Regions from separate parts of the Homo sapiens genome. Here region 2 is linked to region 1. Evidence: chromatin contacts called from ENCODE Hi-C or POLR2A ChIA-PET data. All regions are on one chromosome and are shown on one strand. The core of a region is the stretch at or near the end of the contact, and the rest is flanking DNA. Distances in the headings are between cores, read along the strand shown.

Region 1 (4,232 bases), core at 1,645-4,144:
ACAAGTTTATATGGCTTATCCAAATTTTAAGCCAATGCCTAACTGATTATTCCTTTTTATAATGCTTCTAAACCATTACTCCCTAATGCCTCTGATGTAACAGCCTCATTTGTTGAATTTCATATTATCCAATTATCTTTTCTCATTGATGTCCCCCTGCTAATATCCTGGTCCCTCCATAACACTTATTCATGACTAGGGCACTTGGCAACAATCTTTAACATACCCTTTGTGACAATGAGTGACTTCAGTATCCATCTAGACAAGCCATCCAATAAACTATAAATTCCTCACCTTCTTCATCTCCATGGTCACAGATTTCCAAGGTCAAACCCTGCAACTAATTATCTAGTGGGGCTGCTTCCTATCCATTATGTGAAGATGACCACAATCTCTGATCCTTCCAGGCTCCCCGTGCCTTTGCCCTTACTACCTCTGCTCTCCAATCTCTGGAAAACCATAGTTCCTTGACCTCTTTCCTGGCCTCACTGCTTTACCCAGTTGGGATAGCACGGCTCATTACTTCAACCATTCTTTCACTAATATCTTTAGAATCAATTCAAACGTAGACTTCTGTATTTCTGTGACCAATCTGTTGAGCTCAGCTGGAAAAAAAAGTCAGCTTTCAGATTGACGCAACTATATAAATCTGCAGTCCTCAATCTCAAATAGGCCATCAACGTGGCTCAACCTCCTACTCATTCTTGCTTAGCTTGCTCTTATTTTACTAAGCAATGTTACCAAACTGTCATATTGCTCAAGAGCCCAAACAAGGCTACATCCTTCTCTGCAGATGACATCATTTTCTACTTCAATAAGAGAATTATACATACATTATCCCAATATTGTTCCCCTCCCCTTCTTAGATATGCCTGGACCTGTCCTTGTGCACTTTCTTTCAATGACAGGATGAGGTATTCTTACTCCAGGTCAAGATCCTGCCCTGCCCTCCACACATGGCCCCCCTTTTCAGCACTCCCAGGACCGAGCTCCATTAATTATCCCCTTTACTTCCTAAATCTTTAAATTCTCAGTGCCTATTTACTCTTTCCTCTAAGCCCAGAAACCCATTTAAATCTTTTATCAAATGAATTTTTTTTTCTTTTTGCTTCTTGAACCTGGGTTGCACCCCAGAAACCATACCCTTCCTTCTCTTCTAAGGCAAGTGACTTGAAAGAGAGGTTTGTGCTAACCCTTCTCAACTTTCTTACCCTACCCATTTACTTTAAAACAAGACACAATGTCATTCTGCCCTGGCCACTGGACTGAAACTTCTCTGATGAGACACCAGTGAACTCCATAATGCCACACCTGAGGAAAATGTATCAATTCTCTCCTCTCATTTTTTCTTATTTCTCTGTTTTTTCCTTTCCAGTCTCCCTCATGGGTTCCTTGTCTTTTGTTTGCTTCTTAAATGTCTGTATTACTCAAGGCTTCACCCATGGTAATTTGTTCATTCTATATATTCTCCTTGTGCAATTTCATTTGCTCTTGATTTTAAACACCACTGATATGGGGTGACTTCCAAATCTGTATTTCCAGCCCAGATTACCTCCCATCACCTTCCATGTTTATTTACCTGGATAGCCTGCCTGCAAGGACTTAAACCCAACATATCATTCAGTCTTTTTTTTTTTTTTCCCCCAAAAACATAGTTTTTCAGGACCTACTTCATACTACTATTCAACAGTAAACAAGACAGCAAAACAGGTCCTTTATCTTAATCCCTGTTTCTCACTCGTACCCCTAAGTACAATTTAGGCTACAATAAGACCAAACTTTCTGTAGTTTGCCATTTTTTTGTTCAAAGAAGGTTAAACACTGAGGGCGTATGAACATACTACTCTCCCAGCCTGGAATTCCCTTCCCATGTTCTTTTCAATTCTTAAGACTTTAGGAGAAGTCTCATCCTCCAAGGTACCTTCCCTAAATTGCCACGTAAGGCTAGGTGCCCTTGATCACTGCCTTTACTAGAATGTGCTAAAACTATCTCTTTGTACATGTTTTCCCCAAGGATCCCTAAGGCAGAGATTGTATCTCTCTGTGAACAGCATACTGCTTGGTACATGAGTAATACATGTTTGAGATTGCCCAAGTAGATGTGCTGAAGTACTGTGATGCTTTTCTGACACTCCCACATACCGTTGCACTTATCTATTTGTAAATCCTACTCCTTCTCCTTGCTAATACCAGGTTAACTTTCCTGAGCATGTTGTGTCTCTTTCATTCTCCACATCACTCAAAATCATGTATATAAAAGGCACTCAAGGAGTATTGGTTGAATTGAGGTGAAATAAACAGATAAAACACTCCACATCTACATTTCTATTTCTGGGATCCATTAGTGTCATTCTGTAGCTCTGAGCTAAGATTTCTCAGGTGTCTTTCAGCTACTACCAAGGCCCAAAGAACGTTATCAAAAAATGTCCAGACTGTTCTTCAATCTCTGCATGTGTCGTGAGAGACCATTCCAATTGCATATGTGGGATTTCCCATCCAGGTGTAGGGACTCACCATATTCCTCAATTCACAAAACAAGGAGCCAGGAGGGGACTCTTAGTGGAACAAAAAATTCAGTTGACCCACTGGATCACTATGTACCATATTTCTTCCTGCAATGCATTAAATTCAGGCTCTTATGGCCTAAGTTCATTTCCAAAAAGTGAACACTTCTATTTACTCTTCACGAGAAGCTTCTCTCTCAATGCATGTAAAGTGCTTTGAGCTCTCTGTGAAAGGAATGATGTAAACACAAGGCATTATTACCAACACTATCCTCTAAATAACCTCATGAGGTAAGTATTAATATCAGAGGGACTATTATTTTACAGGCAGAGAAATCAGCTGATTTGCTCAAAGTCAGAGGTGGGGCTAAGAGCCAAGAACACATTCCAAGAGTCCTTTGCTTATTATATCCATTGCCAGACCTAATCCAAGCTTTTCAGAAAGTTCTTCTTAGAGTGTGAAGAGAGTCTGAGAACTTTATCCTTTCTTTTTCAGACTGTTCTTGCCCCATATCCTTTCCCTCTCTTATCATTTCTTCTCAATAGGGATCCAAAAGAGAATGCAATGATCACCTAACAGCCATCCAATCCCCCACCTGTATAGCATGTGGGGCAGTACAGAGGTTCAGTCAGGCATACTCCATCTATTTTCACCCAGACTTTACAATCCAGGCTGCTCGGAGTTCTGCCAGCTTGAGTTAGTTCAGTTCGAGTAAATCTCTAAGTCGTTCAAGTACGGCATGCTCTGTTGAATTAATTTTCTTCAGTTACGTCTTGTATACGTGGCCCATATAACTTTACAGAGATCCTGCTCACCAAATGATTTTTCAAATCTGACACACTACATTTATTAGAATGATTCTATTTTCATCCACCTAGTTTTAAAATCTGCTAGAGTTTGAAGGTTGAAAATGCCATGTAAATGTGGCATCTTAAATCAAACTGTATATACAGAGCGAAGGGTTCTGAGTAACAGTAATAATAGTTGTCCTACTTGTTGAATGTTTATAAAGTTAATTGTTAGTGATGAGTGAACTCAGTCTAAGTCTCCGTACTATTTTGACGGGGCTCTGCACAAAAACAATCATTTCTGGGGAAGGAGAAATCTTCTAGACTGAATTATATCTAGTTCTAACCTCTAAAACTATATATAGCCGAAAAAAAAAATCTATCCATCAATTTTCTGGAAGGGTTCAGGCTTCAGATGGAGCAGTGGGGCTATGAAAGAAACAGAAAGGAAGGGCTACTGGTGGTGGAGGCTGCTTTGCCCCAGGAGATCTGCCTGGAGTTGACCATTTCAACTTCCAGCCATGACAAGCTCCCATGCCCAGCCTCTGCAGCCTGCTTAGGTTCCTTCCCAAACTCCTCCCAAGTTAAGAAACAACTTATCTAAGGAATTACTCACCTACAAGTTGTGAACATTTTATTTACCTTTCCTAAGAGATATTGTGAGAGAGATATCCCTGTAAATATCACTTTCTGTGTTACAACACTGTTGTGCTGTACCCCTATTAACCTCAGCAGGGAAGGCACTAGGTTCAAGAGGCTGAAGAAAAGACCCAGAGGCAGCAAATGAGACATGGGGTTTACTAGGGGCTTACATATGGGGAGAGAGTGGAGAACTGGTGGCAGGCGGGACAGGAGAACTGCCTTATGTACAGAAATGGTCCAGTGGCGGCAGGCTGGACAACATGACTGCATGGCCAGTGGCTGCGGGCTGGGCAGGAA
Region 2 (4,371 bases), core at 532-3,031, 41 kb after region 1:
CAGGCAGATCACCTGAGGTCGGGAATTCGAGACCAGCCTGACCAACATGAAGAAAGCCCGTTTCTACTAAAAATACAAAATTAGCCGGGCGTGGTGGCACATGCCTGTAATCCCAGCTACTTGGGAGGCTGAGGCAGGTGAATCGCTTGAACCCAGGAGGCGGAGATCGCGATGAGCTGAGATCACGCCATTGCACTCCAGCCTGAACAACAAAAGCGAAACTCCGTCTCAAAAAAAAAAAAAACAGAAAGAAAATATAACAACATTTTGGATTTACCAAGGCACTATAATAAAAGAGTCTCAGTATTATTAGCATAACCTAGGGCAAATCTTAAAATACTTACCTTAAGCAATGGTATAATTAAGCTTTTAAATTTAATTTTATTCATTTAGTTAGTTAATATGTATTGAAAAGCTCATGTATAGGGAAAGTTTTGGTGAAAGAGGAAAAAAGATTTCCAGGTCTTGGCATTGAAAAAAGCAGTCTTGAAGCACCATGGTGAATTGTAAGAACTGCCTGAAGTCCAGTGTGGCTGAAAGTTGGGTAGGATCGGTGGGAAGATATGGAGTGAAGATGGGGCCAAGGTGGCAGGAGGTTCAGATGGTGAAGGGCCTTTTGGCCCCGAACAGGAGAGTGGAGTCCCAGTGGTGAAAAATCATGCTGTCAGTGATGAGGACAGACTGCAAGGAGGTAAGGCTAGAGGAAGGGAGACCACTTAGGGGGTCATGGAATAAATGAAGGGCACGGATTCCTTCTAGCCTTCTTTCCATTCCCTTCAAACAACCACGAACATATAAAGGGAAAAAAACAATGGAAAGCAAGAGTGGATTAAATAAACCTTCTATTTTCTCTCTTTGGTTTGTATAAAATTTAATATACATATCTTGACAATTACAACAAGCTCTCCAAGGAAATACTGTTTTTGGATTTAGAAAAGCCTCTTTTAGTAATTCATTTATGCTTTACTGAATACCTACTATAATTATTCATACATTAATTCTAATGTCAATCTTGTGACAAATTAAATTGAATGTATTTTCTAAGTCAACTAATAACTTCCCTAAAGTAAAGCTGATCCTATCACTATTTCACTCTCAAATTGCAAAAGGAGTTGATTTGAATTTTCCTTACAATGGACTCTAATGTTTGGGCAACTGAAGATAAAATTTTCAGAGGGCTGCAGTGGTTTGAAACACACTTCCATGACAATCAACACTAGAGCCTCCTCAGAAGATGCCTCTGCCAGCAGGCAATACAACATAGCAGTTTCAGCTTTCACAAAAGGACTGGCTACATTAAAAATCATCAACAATTGTATGGCATAATGAAGTATTTTGTGAATTTAAGCATTTAGAAGTCAGAGAGAATTTACTGGGTTCTATATGCTGGGACACCTCAGTTGTACTCTTTTTCTGAAATGACTTGGTCATTTTGTGCCCAGATTTCTAGTCAAGTACATTTCTAGTCAAGTACATGCTTTTTAGGATACACAACTTAAATTGGCTTTAAATTCACAATGAGTCACACATTCTAAATCTTTTATGACAAAGGCAAACTGTAAAAATCAATCAACATTATCACTTACTGCATCTGTATCTAATCTAGAAAGTCGGGTGTTTTCAAAACCAAGTTCTTAATAGATATTAATTTATCACTAGCAAAAGATCCCGAGTTAGCTCTTGCCAACATGTTTTTCTGGTGGCAGCTTACCCCGTGCTGGGCAAAATGGAGCTCAAGGCCAGGAGCTGATAAACCAGCCCAGTGAGCTTGGCTGTCTAACTCCATCTGACTGTGATGCTTTTGGCCACTGGCATGTTCTTTACTGCCTGGTTCTTCCTTTATGAGGTCACCTCCACTTCCACCAAGTGCACTTGGGATATCTGCCAAGAGCTCCTCATGTCCTTGGTGCTCTCACTCTTCCTAGGCTATGGAGTCCTGTCCTGCTGCTGTGGCTTAGCATCCACGTATAAGCCCCTAAGGGTACCAGCTGGACAGCTTCTCTGAATCCCTACTTTTGTTAATCAAAAATTTTTTTTAAACTACTGCTGGAAGTGTCCCACATGCTGCTCACAATAAAGGCAGATGTGTGACCAAACAAAACAAAACAAAAAAAATCTCAGTTTCCTTGCTTGCTTGTTTTGTTTCCAGTCTGTAAACTGGGCACCTCTTATAAGCAAGGCACTCTGTTAGATGCCAAGGATTAAAAATAAAATAAAAAAAGAAGGATGTAGGCCCAGCTTTCAGGGAGTTCACAGTCTAGCAGGGGAGACAAACACATGTATCAGCCACAGGTTGATCATTTTGTAAAAAAGATGTAAGTATAGTGCTGTGAAAATCTGAATGGACTTAGTACTTACATTTGGTGACATTCACACTATACACCAACACATAATAGATTATCTATTCATAGATCTATTTTAATGGAAATACCTTGATGTATAATAAAATGAAAATCATAGCATGTCCTGGTAGAGCGATCCAAGAGGCATATACTGGTACAGAGAACTATAGGGTGGGCTGGGGCAGAAGAGATCAGCTAGGGCAGCTGCGAATCCAGCACCGTGCAAGGATTCTCTTACTTCCTGTCATTTCTTTAATGTAGCTTCTCAGGAGAGAGACATAAGAGTGTCAGAAAGAGGTTATGTGGAAACAGTTGATACCCACAGGGACACAGATTATTCTGTCAAGAAAAATTTGATGGCAATAAAGAGACTACATTTGTATTGAAATGCACCCAAAAGTATCAATTAACAAGAGAATAAACACTAAACAAGGAGATAAAAAACCCACTGCTGGCCGGGCGCCGTGGCTCATGCCTGTAATCCCAGCACTTTGGGAGGCCGAAGCAGGCAGACCACTTGAGGTCAGGAGTTCAAGACCAGCCTGACCAACGTGGAGAAACCCTGTCTCTACTAAAAGTACAAAAAAAATTAGTTGGGCATGGTGGCGCATGCCTGTAATCCCAGCTACTTGGGAGGCTGAGGCAGAAGGATCGCTTAAACCCGGGAGGCGGAAGTTGCAGTGAGTCGAGATCGCGCCATTGCACTCCAGCCTGGGCAACGACAGCGAAAACTGTTTCAAAACAAACAAACAAAAAACCAAAAAAACCCACTGCCGAATTAATCAAAACAGGGACATTTCTAAAAGAGTGAAAGACAACAGTATATAAACAATTTGGTAACAGGCTATAAATGTTTTCTTTCGTAGTTGGACAAAGTTGTGGAAAAACATAAAGAATCTTACAGACGAATCCTGGGACAGCTTTTAGTGGCAGAAAAATCCCGTAGGCAAACCATATTGGAGTTGGAGGAAGAAAAGAGAAAACATAAAGAATACATGGAGAAGAGTGATGAATTCATATGCCTACTAGAACAGGAATGTGAAAGGTAAGGCTGCTTTGGGCAAACAATGTCCCATTCTGCAATCTATGAGCTGGCCACTGTACCAGGTCTCAGGGATACAAAGATAAATATGACACAGTCTCTGTTCTCAAAGATCTCATAGTCCAGGGTGAGGAAAAGGATATGTTTGAAGACATTATCAGTACAATGTATGGATAACCAGATGTGTGATAAGGACTGTGGAACCATAAATGTTAGGCCCCTAACTCTTGAAGGGAGTGCCCTGTGAAGGCTGCAAAGACCAGGCAACAGGGGTCTAGTCCCTAGGCAAACAAGAATGAAAACCATATTCATGGCAAGGGGTGAAATAAGTGTGTTAGTATAGAAGTGAGAAAAGAACCTGCATTTTGAGGGAACTCAAGCTTTTCACATGGCTACAGCATAGGGCATGATTGTAGGATGAGAAAAGGAAAGGCTTGCCTTGAGCAGCTGGACTTTATACTGTTGGCCTGAAGGAGCAAATGGAAAATTGTGAAAGGGAAAATAAGATGATCAGTTATGCTTTCCTAAAGAACGATTAAGGGAACATGGAGGAACAACTGGAGGAGCTTTAGACTGGGCGCAGGAAACTCACATAGGAGGCAAATATCCAGATGAGAAAGATGAGGGGATGTGTTCCAACAGCCATGAGGTTGGGAGGGGGGTGTGCGCATGAACTACTTATGATGTTTAGTCAATATGAATTAGTGACTGGTTAGACTGGAAAGAAGAGCAAGGAAAACAAGGAGTTACTGAGAAGCACTCCTGGCTATTCAGGAACATATGAAATATGGGAATGGGGCACAGTTTTCTGTGTTGTAGGATTTTGATCAGGCAGGATGGTTTCTACTTGGTGAGTAGGTAGGAGATGAGTCCTGGTTTAGACATGTTGAGTATGAGGTACCTTGGTATATTACAGTATCTGGTGTAAAGAATAATATGTATAAAGTCAACCCATGGTCAGAAATATAGGTCTGTAGAAGGATGGGC

The links. Hi-C counts contacts between places; a loop is a spot of excess contacts on that map. ChIA-PET counts read pairs that join two places held with the same protein, here RNA polymerase II (POLR2A). Pooled maps may share reads with other maps.
Region 2: a loop to region 1 is called in a map of prostate gland, with 2.5 times the contacts of the local background. The contact joins two enhancer-like sites. A Hi-C loop is called at or near these places in 1 of 168 maps with a recorded cell type or tissue (prostate gland), 2 of 37 single-sample maps with no recorded cell type and 2 of 50 pooled maps. POLR2A ChIA-PET finds 5 or more read pairs at or near these places in 5 of 52 experiments (GM12878, HepG2, K562 and 2 more).

Annotation. Positions count from the first base shown.
Region 1 is chr3:99,965,838-99,970,069 of GRCh38, reverse strand. The region is part of intron 1 of CMSS1 (cms1 ribosomal small subunit homolog); the gene reads right to left. The region is part of intron 1 of FILIP1L (filamin A interacting protein 1 like); the gene reads left to right. All of the region lies in intron 1 of LOC105374010 (a long non-coding RNA gene), which reads right to left. Among named protein-coding and RNA genes, the nearest start is that of MIR3921, 3.6 kb to the right of the region's middle. Within about 2 kb of position 2,894, at least 2 of the 41 ENCODE cell types and tissues checked have a DNase peak (open chromatin) inside an H3K27ac peak, as active enhancers do.
Region 2 is chr3:99,923,246-99,927,616 of GRCh38, reverse strand. The region is part of intron 1 of CMSS1 (cms1 ribosomal small subunit homolog); the gene reads right to left. It overlaps FILIP1L (filamin A interacting protein 1 like), which reads left to right. Exons shown (of 6, transcript NM_001387850.1): 4 at 3,209-3,387. The region is part of intron 1 of LOC105374010 (a long non-coding RNA gene); the gene reads right to left. It also overlaps the pseudogene TMEM258P2. Among named protein-coding and RNA genes, the nearest start is that of MIR3921, 39 kb to the left of the region's middle. Within about 2 kb of position 1,781, at least 17 of the 41 ENCODE cell types and tissues checked have a DNase peak (open chromatin) inside an H3K27ac peak, as active enhancers do.